Regions from separate parts of the Homo sapiens genome. Here region 2 is linked to region 1. The links are chromatin loops, found by intact Hi-C in ENCODE. Cell type or tissue: CD4-positive, alpha-beta T cell. All regions are shown on one strand. Each heading gives the region's core, and the rest is flanking DNA. Links, peaks and the distances in the headings are about the cores only.

The links. A loop is a pair of places that touch in the nucleus more often than their neighbours do. Peaks named below come from ENCODE experiments on the same cell type or tissue, not always from the same donor. Only the 100,000 strongest peaks of a DNase experiment are listed, where the experiment ranks them.
Region 2: it touches region 1 in a loop (1.8-fold over the local background); 11 of 110 quality-filtered maps call a loop at or near these places.

What each region holds. Positions count from the first base shown.
Region 1 is chr13:41,584,577-41,591,516 of GRCh38, forward strand. VWA8 (von Willebrand factor A domain containing 8) reads right to left here. Exons shown (of 45, transcript NM_015058.2): 41 at 6,064-6,189; 42 at 2,936-3,094. Among named protein-coding and RNA genes, the nearest start is that of MIR5006, 20 kb to the left of the region's middle. In CD4-positive, alpha-beta T cell, for the core only: a CTCF peak has its summit at 3,178; DNase peaks (open chromatin) are centred at 3,145 and 4,505.
Region 2 is chr13:41,461,752-41,468,691 of GRCh38, forward strand. RGCC (regulator of cell cycle) reads left to right here. Exons shown (of 5, transcript NM_014059.3): 3 at 5,072-5,179. Among named protein-coding and RNA genes, the nearest start is that of RGCC, 7.7 kb to the left of the region's middle. RefSeq lists enhancers at 89-188, 1,622-1,681, 3,461-3,720 and a silencer at 2,753-2,967. In CD4-positive, alpha-beta T cell, for the core only: no CTCF peak of the experiment used is centred there; DNase peaks (open chromatin) are centred at 1,700, 2,310, 3,610, 4,430 and 1 weaker place; H3K4me3 peaks cover 3,610 bases; H3K27ac peaks cover 4,933 bases.

The DNA.
Region 1 (6,940 bases), core at 1,060-6,059:
TTTCTATGGTCTTAAATAAAGCTCTAATGTAACTGTAGTGAATATGATGGGACTAAAACCATTAACGTGCTTCTTGTTAAGAATTTAATGGCATAAAAAATGTCTTCAAGGCCTGAAAAATTTATTTTATCTTGGTGTCTTGCTACAATTTCACTTGGATTTTTCAGTCAGATGTTAACTATGGTTGTCTTCTCAATATATCTGTGGTTGTGCTGATAAAGACTGAGGAAATTCTTTATACTACTGTGGCAACTGAAGAGAGTATTAGCAAAATACTGTTTTAGGGATGATACCCACAGAGGCACGTGTGAAGAAGCAGCTCTGCTCACACATTGCTCACCGAACCTTCTATCAGAATGAGTAGTTTTCATCATCTCCCTCACTGGGCTACCCAGCAGAGTGCTCTACTCTTAGGAAGTGCTCAGGTAATGTTTGTAATTTCGCGGAATTTAACTGACATCCAGCAAGCAGGTCATATGGTAACAGTTTGGTTTGTAACTGTCAATAAAAAAAAAAAAATGAAACATCTTGTGAAATGCTCATTTCCTTGATATTGTTCCTTTTTTGTGTGTGACAGGTCTAGTTTCATTAATAGTTCTTCCATATTATAGACTTTTATAAGTGAGAACTGAATAAATGGAGATCTTTCTATACACTCGGCTGCGTGAGATGCAATGAAATACTCAGCCTGCTGCGTGACAATCATACCACCTCCCTGGAGGCATCGGAATGGCACCCTGAACACTAGTAACTTTGCCACCTTCTTCCCTGTCTCATCCTTTACCCAGTCCTGGGGAGGGAGCTGTGTCAACCAATTTGTTGGTTAATTCCTAATGAATTTTCTTTCTAAAAACTTGGGAGTATTTCACATGTCAGAGCAGCTCTGCCCTCAAAAACGTAGAAATCCTATTTCTAACAGGAGATTTTATTCAAGCTAACTATGAATCTGCCAATTTTAATGGTAGTACATTTGCTATGGTCTACATTGGGTTAAAATCTCCCTATAGGGCCAGGTGCGGTGGCTTGCGCCTGTAATCCCAGCACTTTGGGAGGCTGAGATGGGCAGATCACGAGGTCAGGAGTTCGAGACCAGCCTGACCAACATGGTGAAACCCCATCTCTACTAAAAATACAAAAATTAGCCAGGCGTGGTGGCGGGCACCTGTAATCCCAGCTACTCAGGAGGCTGAAGCAGGAGAATCGCTTGAACCCAGGAGGCAGAGGTTGCAGTGAGCCGAGATCACACCACTGCACTCCAGCCTGGGCGACAGAGTGAGACACCGTCTTAAAAAAAAAAAAAAAAGAAAAAGAAAAAGAAAAAAAAAACCTCCATATAGCTCAAAGAGAGCCGAGGAACACTGAAATTCAAGATCCATAAAACAGGAGAAGGGACTGATCCAAATATTGGCAACTCTCAAAGGTTTTAATACATTAGGTAGGATATGGGTATTTATGCTGATACAATAGATGTCTAAAAATTCTTTAGTCATCAATGGTCCAAGTGATTTAAGAACTATAATCTATCTCATACTAGAAAGGACCTAAAATATTTTAAAATAAACATTTTCTATAAACCCATAAAGCATAAAAAAAAAAAAATCAAGGAAAACTTATACCTGAAGGGAGCAAGGGTGAAGAAAAGGAAAAAGTCGAACACTGGTCTGCAAGCCATGAGACATAACAAAGTTGTCATAGCTGGTCTTTGATTTTAGCTCTGAGCTTCCTGGCAACTAAAACCAAGAGGGAATCTTAAGCAGCTCCATGGCTTTCACTAATCACAAGGGGAAACACATTTCAGTTCTTCAAGGGAAACAAAGCTACTCCCCACGGTGAAAGTCCATGTCTTATTTGTATTTGTATCCTGTACTTGGACAGAGCCCGGCAACCCATAGCATTCATTAGCTGAAGCTGCCCTTCTTCTTCCACTTAATTCTAAAAGGAATTCCTCACGTAGAGCTTCACACAAGGGGCTCTGGGAAATTCAGGGGGGGCAGTATCCTTAATAATAGGCCTAAAGTACCTGAAGTGATGGGTTTCATCAATCTGTTTCTTGTTGCCTACCTCATAACACAGAGACACAACTCAGGGAAGCAATCCTGGGGTGCATGTGGGATGTCAAGCCTAATAGCAATCTAAGATCACTGATTTCTGTAGGACATGTTTGATCCGTAATAAAATCTAGTCTGTCTATGGACTGTGTGTCCTTCATGCATATCTGCACGTGCATACAGCATTTCTCATGATTGAACTTTTGATAATAATTACATGGCATGTGACTGAATTCAAGGTTGTTTGCTCTGGTAAGGGCCAGAAGTGCAGGTGCTCTCTGTGGCTGATTAAGAGAGGATTAATAGGCTCATATCAAGCAGTAACACAGCAGCATTGGGGGTCCCTTCACCATGCTAGACTTCTAAAATGGAGGGTGTGCAGCAAACTAAGAATACCAAAATGGAAACAGTTGAAATGGAAACCTGCTTTTCTCCTGGGATAATCATCATCATTGTTAGCTGGGGAGACACCAATGACTGTATAACCCCTGCCCATGTGGAAATGGAACGTGATACTGAAGCTTTCAGGGTGGACTCAAACTTTGGAAGGCTGCTTGGCTAGTGATGGGGCAAGAGTGGGTGGGTATGGGGAACTGGGATAAGGCCAGGAGGCTCTGAGGAGTCTGGGAACAGACTTTTGCTTCTAAGCAGCTCATTTTTTTCTAACATCATGGCTGCAGCATTTCTTCTGTAGTAATCAGACTTTTAAATTATGGAGTTATTTTACAATTACTACTTCAGATAAAACAAAAGCTTCACTTTCTCTGCACTGATGAATGAGCTGGTGAGAGGATGAAGATTTTCATTCACTCTGGATGGAGTTTGAATCCACCTATCCATCATCATGGTCAATGATGCCTCTCATTATTCTTAGTTCATGTCATTACCTGGAACTTCTCCTCATAGTTCTCGAAGGCTTCCATGACCATACACACAGCCTCCATTGTGCGCTCAAGCCGGCCATCCATCCTGTTGAAACGGTACATGCTACCAGACACATCTACCACCAGGCGCAGACGCTTGGGTTTCTGTTGTGGGCTGCCAAGCTGAGGGAAGGAATAACAGAAAAGCCGTTTGTGAACTGGCAAACTTCCCCTGGTGGCTGTCTTGGGGATCTCACAGAAGCTCCAGCGTGCCAGCCCCGAGATGGGCAGACCAGCCATAGGCTCAGCCCTGCACAAGGCTGTCCTAGCAGGTAGCAAGGCATCTATGGGTTGTACTGCAGTAAACAGAATTTCAGACTTGTGCTAATGGTTGGGGCCACATGGAAAATATTTTCCTTTGGAATATAGTCCTTTTAAAGCTCACTCTAGTAAAGTTGACTTACCGAGGTTGATGCCTTAAAAATAATATGATGACTTAAAAATAATAATCTGGAATGACATGTCATTTTCACTTCATGCCTCAGAGTCAGTAACTCTAGCAAGAGTTTGTGTTATTTTGGAGGGAAGCCCATGTCAATTTTACTTGTACGTATTGGGTAGTGACCTGAAAATTATTCTCCACACAGGCCACAGGTAATGTCAGATTCCTAAAACAAAGTTATGTGATGGGGGTCTGGCAAAGAAATTAAAGAAAAGATTTTAAAAACGACTTTTGTGTTTACTAAGCTGCACATCTTCTCTTCCTTCCACATTACTGAATTAGTGCTTTTCTTTTCTTGGCAGTTTGAAAGCATAAAAGTGACATCAAATTGTTCTAGAAACAACTGTCAATTAAGATTACAAGATTAAGTTTGATTTTAGACCCACGACTGCCAATTTGCAGATTTTAAGAAAAAGTTTGTTAGTTTTGCTGACGATAAAAAAGAAGAAGGCTGCGTGCAGGGGCTCATGCCTGTAATCCCAGTGCTTTGGGAGGCCAAGGTGGGAGAACTGCTTGAGGCCAAGGGTTCAATACCAGCCTGGGCAACACAGCAAGAACTCATCTCTACAAAAAAATACACAAATCAGCTAGGGTGGTGCTATGTGCCTATATTCCCAGCTACTCAGCTGGGTAAGCTGAAAGGGTCACTTGAGCCCAATAGTTTGAGGCTGTAGTGAGCTATGATTGTGCCACTGCACTAAAGCCTGGGCAACAAGCAAGACCCTGTCTCTAGAAAAAAAAAAAAAAAGGAAGAAGAAAAATTCCAGATTATTCTGTTATTAAATATTTGCTGTTATTAAATATAAAAAATAATGAGCAGAGTTAGTAATTTCAAGAAAACACGGTGGGTATTGAGAGTGTAATGGTTTGAGGCAAATTCAACATATTTCTTAAAAACTTGTTGAGTCTGCCCAAATTAAGAACACTTATACATATGCTTCCATGACTACTCACAATTTCAGATGTATCCAAACACATTTGTTGACCACAATGATTCAGTAAAGAAAGCAGTTGTTGACTCATACCAATGACACAGAAATAAGAACTCCCCAAATCACCAGATCCTCTCTAAATAAATATTTAAAAGGAGTGACTCTCCCTTCCCCCTACCAGTCACTGCACCCCCAGCTCTCAGTGGCGACTCAGCAATTCTGGTTACCCAGGAATACAGGAGATCACAGAGCTCACCAAGAGACTCAATATTTCATCCTGTCATCATTTTGTTTTGCTATTACATTGCAAATATTTTAAATTTATGGCTGTCTAAAACTTTACATACTACAATTATAGTTACTTAAGGGAGACGTTCTTATTTTCTATATTTTTTTTCAGTTATATGATGGACACTGATCTTTAAAGTAAGAGAACAGTAGAAAATCACTAAGGTTGTTTTATTGTTTTCACTTGAAGGTTTCTCTAGGCTTAATAGACACACCAGGTGTCTTCAGTTTCCCCTCCAGGGCACCTGCTCTGTGTCCTGGGAGTTGATCTGTGTGGACAATCCGTGTTGGAGCTCAGAAATCGATACCCTCTAAATATGGTGCTTGGACATGCTGAACTGAAGAAGCAGCATCAAGGTCTCACTGACCTTCCTCCCTCTCCCCACAAAGCACTGGATAATTTGTTCTCTGAAGTTTCTTCAACTGTCTAAAGTTCAGAGCTCCAAAGAAGAAAACCATTACTCTGGGCCCTTCCCTGAGTTTTCATCAACTGAACTCATATCACAGGAAGAAAGGCTGAAGTCTGTCAACACACCTGGACAGACTTCGGTCACAAACCATTGCTTTGTGGGCCCAACAGACTCTGTCCCAGGCCACTGTGTGCTCTTCAAGTCCACTGAATTGCCCTAAAACCATTTACTACCCCCGTAAAATCATCTACACTTCTCCATCTCCTTTTCCCTTAAGAAGAAGGGTACATAAGCATCTGTACTTCACTGTGTGGAGGGGGACTCACCCTTGGTTTCACCCCGGTGCACATTAATACATTTGTATGCCTCTTCTCCTATTAATGTGCCTTTTGTGAGGTGATTTTCAGAGAACCTTCAGAGGGCGAAGGGGAAGTTTTCCCTTGGCCCCTACAATCACATCAGCTGGCCTCTTGGCTGCTGGCTCCCAGTGGGTTCTGCTCATGGGAGGCACTGGTGGAGGTCAGGGGGTGAGGGTGGAGTATTTATTCCCTTGGCCCCCTCTCTGCTGTTGCCCATGGGTTGGCTCCCCTTCTGCTGAAGGCCACCACTCCATCAACCACCTTCTCCAGGTTCCAGGAACTGCTGTCTCATTCTGCCCTTTTAGGCCTCAGAGTGAGTTAGATCCCTGCTGTTGCTATCCCTGGGTTACTGCACTGTTTATTTTTGATTTTCCTAAACCCCACCCTTATTTTTGTAAATAGTCTTTGTACTGACTGTTTCTTAAATTACCTAATTTGAGCATGCCTTATGTTTCTTGCTGGGACCTTGAGTTGAATAATAAATAGTATAATATTTATGGAGTTTTTCTTCTTCTTCTTCTTTTTTTTTTTTTTTAACATAATGCTTTCCTTGGTTACCATATTCAGGATTTGTGATATTTTGACACAACTCACGAAAGCAAGTTTCTGTAAAGAGGGCTAGACTATGCAGAGCTGAGGCTAGCAGTTCACCATGACTTACTTGTGGCTCCAGCTCACCCCGACGTTTGTAGATGGCTTTTTCTCCAGTCAGCCCATCAATGATCTTGGCATCATCTAATTCTCCAGTAGCTTGATGTCTTAGCCATTGTCTTTCTTTACCTTTAGCCTACAAAAGACACACATACACACACAAAGCCTTAATTAGTTATGCAGAGTCTCTGACATACTTTGTGCATGAATAACAGGAAACACACCTGGGATCTTTTCAGTAAGTGATGGTTCTGCATGAACACAGTCATATAAATGAAGTGGTTTCTGCTCTGCTGACAAATAAATGCCCTTTGTCCGTTTTAATTCTTTCAACATATGGAACAATAAAATGAATGAAAGATGGTATGCAAATGAGTCCCTGGAGAGATGTCCAGTATCTGGAAATATAATAATGGGGGCGCATTTCTTACAGATTTTCTGTCACGGTGCTTCTCAAAAGTTTATTAGTTAAAATAATCAGCTTGAATTTGTTAACATTGTCTGTAAGCCCAGAGAAAATGTGACCTTTAGAATTCTACCTTTTGGTAAAGAGTTTGTTACTCAAGTTCTCTGGGACTTAGAGTGCAAATGGAAATAGCTGAAAACAATAGTATGTGAACATTTTGTACCCCACAAGTCTTTCTGGTTATCTATTTTCAGAAATCTTCTGGATTACTTTTCTAAAAGTTTTTTCACATAATACTTTGCTACAATAACTTACAATTATGCCAGATAGACTAATTTTACGGCAGTAAAATGATAAAGAATTATAGTATCCCAATCAAGGCATATGCTTATTACAGCCAACTACTATATTTACATTAATGAGTGGGAAGAATAGCTAAGATGTTTTTATGCATGCAAACTAAAGTAGTAGTTAAGATTAT
Region 2 (6,940 bases), core at 589-5,588, 120 kb before region 1:
GCCTGGCCCTGGGAGAGGGGACCTTGTGGGCCCTGGAGAACCAGCATGACAGATGGCTTATGTGGCTTAGAAGCCACTGAGGTAGAACCTGAACTTGTTCAAGCCATGAGAGAATAAGGCCAATGAGGAGCCTTCAGGGTTCCCTGGTACTGTGTTAGCAATTCTGCATGGGTAATGGATCTTGTGATGCTTGGCAAGGCATATAGAGGGACAGTGCGATCCCAGAAAGGGAGCTGGGACAACAGTGGAGAAGTTGAGGAAAGATGCTCTTTCTTATTTTGCCCCCCTTTGGCGAGGCTATCAGAATTTAGATTTTCAGGAGGAGAAGTCAACCCACACCCCCAGCCATTCCCTGTGGCAAAAGGGAGGTAGGTCCAAAGCTTTCTTTTTCTTGGTTAATTACTATAGTTTGCTTGCTTTAAACGTGTGGGATCGTTCTATATTTACAGGAGCCTTGGGTAAGGTTTACTGTCTGTGGTTTTACTTCCCCCTGGAGCAGCACGTTGACATGCGCTAACCCTAAATTACCTTTCTCCCAACCCCCCTAGCTAAAAAAACACACCTACCTTTTAAACAAGCCTCTATTTTGCAGCAGTGTTTCTCAGACTCTGTTAGTTGTATATTTCATATGCTTTTCTTTCTTTTGATGGTGCCTTAGAAAACACGGTCCCAGAATTTGAGGTTCCTGACTTCAGTACACTAACTAGACTTGCCAGGGATGTTTCTAATGGGAATTTGAGATACATGTGAGATGGTGCTTTAGAGCTGATTGAAGCCGATATTGTAAGGCCCTCAAATATCCAGCCTTACCACCTGCCAGGGTTCCCCAAATTATCACTGTTCTAGGTCCTTCGAGCCCCTATTAATAGCAGCACCTGATACCCACGCGGGGCAATAATACATGAATATGTGATCAGCCAGCAACACATTGCTGTCATTTAATCAGACTAACTGGCTATTACTTTTGCAAGGAATAGAGTTCCAGGGGAGGGAAAAGAACAGGATGTCCGGCTTTGCCTACCTTGAAATCTGTCTTGCGTGAGATTTTGCCCATTGTATGTTCTTAATAAAACTCTATGGAAAGAAATTTTATTGGTTAAGGGTAAAGAGAGGTCTAGAGCTTGGGGTACCTCTATGTTGAGAGTTTGTTCTTGGGAGGTTTGTTCTAGGATGCCACTGAAGAGAAAGTTCTCTTAAGAATGTTGCTGCTCTCTCTCAAGAAGAGGGAGGATCTTGATTCTGTTTATTCTCTGTGATTACCTTTTCTCTCTCAGGAGTGCTATTCTGCACTTTGCTAGGAACTTTAGAGTTAAATCATTAAAACCACAGGCATTATACACAGAGCACCTAGGTTATTGTTCTTCTTCTAACAAGGAAGAAACAGAGTGACTCTACAGGGTCATGCAGTTTTCACGTGGCCTCTAGACACCCACTCGACAGTGGCATAGATGCTAGATGCCCACTCGCCAGTGGTGTAGCTTTGGGGCCTTGAGGGCTCTCTTTTCATCTGTGCCATACACGATGTGTAGATATCATCACAGGGTGCGCCTCAGCTGCAGCAGGTTTGGCTCAAGGATGCTGGCGGTCGGCTTCTTCTTGGTGGTCGAAGGTTGAACAGTTCAAAACTTGGAGTTGGGTCTGTCCCAGATTGTACACCTCACGGAAAGGGAGTGAAGTCATGGTGTGGCAACGAGCTGGGGCGTGAGCTAATGTGTATCTGTGTGTGTGTGTGTGTGTGTGTGTGTGTGTGTGGTGGGCAGGGCGGGGGCGGGCAGGAGGAAGTGAGTGTAGCTGTGCTGCCATGCCTCTGTTTGCGTGTGTTTCTATATAAATAGATATTGTAACTAGTATTTTTCCTCCTCTTCCTCCCTCACTGTGGGAGTGGCTGTCAGTTTGTCTGTATATTTTCTCAGTTTGGGAAAAATTCTCACATCAAGAAGGCATTTAGCCTGTGAACCTAAAGGATCAGAGGACAGTCCTGGCAATATTCTGGATCTACGGCTCATTCTCTACAGATTCTCTCCAGGCCCCATGAGTTATGCTGAGTCTTTCCTGAATCTTTGCTGGATTCCTTTTTTCCCCTGCTAACATCCTCTTTTGTAATGGCCTTTCCATATCTAGATTGTTCCTTCTTCCAACATTCAATAGCGTTTGGCCTCCTTGCCTGTGAGGTGAACAAATTGTGGTGTCTTTCTCCCCTGCAGAGGAGTGTACGTGGATGGAAACTTGCTGGAGAGTAGGGGCAGAAGAGAGCTGAAGTTCAAAGTCAGGGTAGGGCCTGTGGTGCATGCCGGGTGGGTGGAGTGAGCAGTGGTGTGGAAAGTTGCTCTCCCAGGCCAGCTGCTTGTGGGAGATAGAGAGCGGAGGTGTGGTCCCTGCGATCTGGGCCAGCCAGCCTCTGGGCCCAGGGATGGGGGCGAAGCTCTCAGGTATCCTTCATAGCCACGGATAATGTGCCAAGGGCCTGGTATTTTCTGGCTCAGAGTCTAGGCATGAGGCCTGCCTCCTCAGGACCCTCTGTGGTTTTCTTGCCCCTAAATTTTGCCTTATCTTCTCCCCATGAGTTTCTCAGGCTGTATTTGTGGCGATTCTCCTGGTGACTGCATGGTGACAACAGTAAGGCTTCCTTGCAGGTCTGCAGTGGGTGTGGCCAGCTTCCTGTGTGTAGGGGAAAGGGCTTCCCTTGGGAGAATTGGAGAGCCCACCTTTGGAGGTGGGCTCGGTTGAGGGAGCCAGCAGGAGGGCTTCCCAAGTAAGGTTCCACGGAGTCCAAGGGTCCTGAGAAGTAGTAGCAGGAGCACCACAAAGAAGTGTCCCGTGGTCAGGTACACTGGGGAAATGGGGCTGGTTTTGTTTAACCGCAAGTCTTTTCAGGATGTTGGAAGTGGGCATACCCATGGGAATGAGCAAGGCTGTTTGGTGTTTCTCAGGTGTACCTGATCACACAGCCCTCGGAGGACCAGCACTCTGAGGAATGTATTTTTGGGGAAGTGTAGGTATCAGGTCCAGGATTTTGGATCTCAGTCCATGTTCATCCTCAAAGCCCAGTGATGGTGGTCATTTCAGGTGAGCTGGGCTGGACCTCTGAAGGAAGCAAAGATTGTGAGGGTTGCTCTCAAGGGTCTTCTGGGCATGTTTGGAAAAGTGGACAAGATGGCGGTGTCAGCGAAAAAGAGCAGGGGGCAGGTGGGCCCCTGGGCAGGAGAGGGTGGGGGGAAAGGGAGCCAGGTGAGGCACCTGAGAAGTTGTGGCAGCCTCTTAGGGACAAAGCTGAATTTCCCTGAGACTAGAAACCTCTTCTTCCGAAAACTCTGATACTTTTTGTACTGGGCCTATCTCTTGTCACTTAGGCAAATTCCTTTTCAGTTAATGGGACCAAAGAGAGATGTTTTTGCCTCCCCCTAAGCTGGAGGTAGTTGGCTTAAAGTGGAAGAATCCCGAGGAGGCGGGGACCTGGTAAGGCCCCCATCATTCAGCTGCCCTCTCACACCTGAAGAGCCACTTCTCTGCTCCAACTGTGGCTGGCTTTGTGTTTTGTTTTAACCAGGAAGGCTGTTCCCCGTGACCTCAGGGGCCACATCCTGCTTCTGCTGCCTGCCTTGCCTTTGCACCCTTTGAGTCAGTGCTGCTCAGCCAGCAGCCCCTTTCTGAGTCACAGCCACACAGCTGGGCCAACCGTGCGTTGGTTTCCTTCCCCTTAGCAGGACTTAGAGAATCTCAGAACTTTAGAGCTAGAAGTGCCTTTAAGGATTATTTAGTCCGCCTTCCCATTCTATTGATAAGTAAGCTAGGCCCAGAGATGTACTAGCTCAAAGGCACCCTAGTACTTAGTAGTTGACTGGATGGTCCCCTTGACTCCCAGTTCAGCCTTGAACTTCTGGGGCCTCATCTTGCTGTGGTTCAAGTCTTTGGAGGTATGAGAATAGAGGGAGCCATGATGTCACTCCAAGTGTCTAATAGATGAACTTCCAGGAGAAGATGTCTTTATCTTTGACCTTCTGGCTTATCTGAAGAGTACAGACTCTTAGGAAAACCTCTCTTAAGTAAAAGAGAGGATTATTAAATTATAGGACAGCAAGAGAGCAAAGATCTCTCTTGAGCAGGGAAAGAGGCTTAAGTCATGGGATACTGGATGTTTGTATTTTAGGAGGCTCAGAGGGCAGAAGGGACATATTTCACTTGAGATGATTCCTTTTGCCTAAAATCCTTACCCCCACACTCCCACCATCAACCAAGCACTGGTCATGATGATCCTATCACCCCCTTCCTGTATTGGGGAAGCAAGGGCCTTTGGTATACTTGATTTGACACACACACACTCTCTCACTTCTCACTCACACTCTCACACTCACATGCTCTCACACACACACTCTCATTTTCTCACACACACTCCACACTCACACACGCACACACTCTCACACACTTTCTCACACACACACTCACACACACTCATACACTCACACACTTTCTCACACACACATATTCTCACACACACCCACACTCACACACTCATGCACACACACACACTTTCACACAAACACACACACACACTTTCTCTCTCACACACACACACTCCCTCTCTCCCCTGTCTCGAATCATTTTGGGGGCATAAACATAAAACCTGGAAATCAACCTGTTTTCTAATCTTTTTTTTTGAGACAGAGTCTCACTCTGTCACCCAGGCTGGAGTGCAGTGGTGTGATCTTGGCTCACTGCAAACTCCACCTCCCAGATTCAAGCGAGTCTCCTGCCTCAGCCTCCCAAGTAGCTGGGGCTACAGACACACACCACTATGCCTGGCTAATTTTTGTATTTTTAGTAGAGATGGGGTTTCACCATGTTGGCCAGGCTGGTCTTGAACTCCTCATCTCTGGTGATCCACCTGCTTCAGCTTCCCAAAGTGCTGAGATTACAGCCGTGAGCCACCCCATGCCTGGCTGTTTTCTTTACTATAGAGTTGCAGCTTTGGCTTATTTTGAAGACAAATTGTTGGTTATCAATAGACTATAAAGTGCTAAGTCTATAATCTCATGAGTACTATTTCTAATGAGTATATTTTCCTTCCTGAAAGGTGCAGATTCACTTTATAGGAACAGCTTCAGCTTCAGTGATGAAAAACTGAATTCTCCAACAGACTCTACCCCAGCTCTTCTCTCTGCCACTGTCACTCCTCAGAAAGGTAAGGTCATTAGTTGGAATTTGAGTTTTTTGCTTTTTTATTCCTCTCTCCTTCTCAATCCCTTCTCTGTCCCTTTTATCCCTAAACAATCTTTCTCAAATGTACAAAACAAATAGGTAAGACTAATGTCTTAATACTGTAGAGTATACAGTGGAATTTTTTATTTCTCAGGATTTTAATCAGTGTGAACATGAAATCAGATAATTTGGGGCAGAAAACCTGAAGTCACAGGGAGAAAGAAAATTTGGAGACTAGACTGTTCTCTCTCATGTGATGTAATCAAGACTGTGCAAATGACAGTGTTTCTTAGGAGTCTCCTCCCAGACTTGTTGGTTCTAGAATTTAAAACTCAGCAGTTTGCCTTTGCAGATAGTGGGATTCTTTTTATTGCATTAATTATTTAACCAATGCTTTCAGATGACCAATTTAGCAATTAAATGGGGTTGTCATTATTAGATAAGCTATGATCTAACATGATTTAAAATAGCAGCTCCAGCCTGTCTCTACTGTGGTATTAATAGACCTAAAATGTCTTTAAAGATGCATGAGCAGTTTCTTATTTTTTGGAACTGGTAAAATGTCTCCAGCTAGAGAGTTGAATGTTCTGTTACATTGGACAAGTGCCTTTTTGAAAACAAAAGGAGCTTTTTTTCTTAAGAAAAGTTATACTTGCTGAAAATAGTTGCAGAATGCAATAAAAATGGAACATAGTTAAAAAGAAATGACAATTCCATCACTCTTTTCACTTTGGCAATAAGACAGGACTTCACTCTTTTTTCAGAAGAGGCATTTGAAAGTTCCCTTCTCAACATAGCAACGTTAGCACCCACTGGGAATTCTGCCACTATCCAGCCCTCAGTCTGTAATGAATCAGTTGAATTCAGAGACAGAGCAGTCTAAAAAGTGGCTTAAAACGTGCTCAGATTTGTTACCTGATCCTCAAGAGGTAGGAATTAAAGAGGGAAAAAAAGCCCCTAGTGGCAAATTGACTTAAAAGGCTAAGAACAATTAGCCATTTGTAGCCAGCAGGTGTTAATTAATAAAACTGTCCAGTACTGCATTTCAGGGAAGGCATGAATGATGTGATGAACTCTACAAAAATAAAGTCAGCTATATGAAAAAAATCTCTACATCTCAGGCTCTAGAGAGAACCAAATCAGAATGAGGACTCGTTTCCTTGTGTGGGCACCTGGAGGGGATGAGGCTGTCCTGGGCCCAGAAGACTCATGGCACCTTCCCTGTACCATTTTGATAAGAAACAGTGAACTCTTCATTCATTTCATATTGGAGGAACTCTGAGGGCTGCAGCGTTGCCCTGGGGGGACAGCACAAGCAAGAATGCATCAGAAGGCTAGTGCCGCAGGAATGACACAATCTAGGTGTCTGCTCTGCACAGTGCTATGCTTACTGAATTTTTTGACTAATAACTCATATTCTACACAATACAAAAACCAGACTCCTTTTATCTTCCCTTCCTGCTCCTCACTCTCCTGCAAACATTTAAGACAGTGAAGGAAGATTCCTCTTCTAGGTGAGGGAGAAGTGGGGTGGGATGTTTGGAGAGGGTGGTGATGAACTAAAAAATAAAGAAACACTTAGGCTAGTCTTCAGAATCAGTTTCTGAGTTTACTGTATCAAAACACTGGAGCACACACTTAGGGTTGGCCCAGGACACTCTTCAATAAAAGTCTCTGAAGATAAGGAGGTAGATGTAAAATAGAAATAATCCATTCTATAACTCTGGAAGTTCCAACTTCCTGG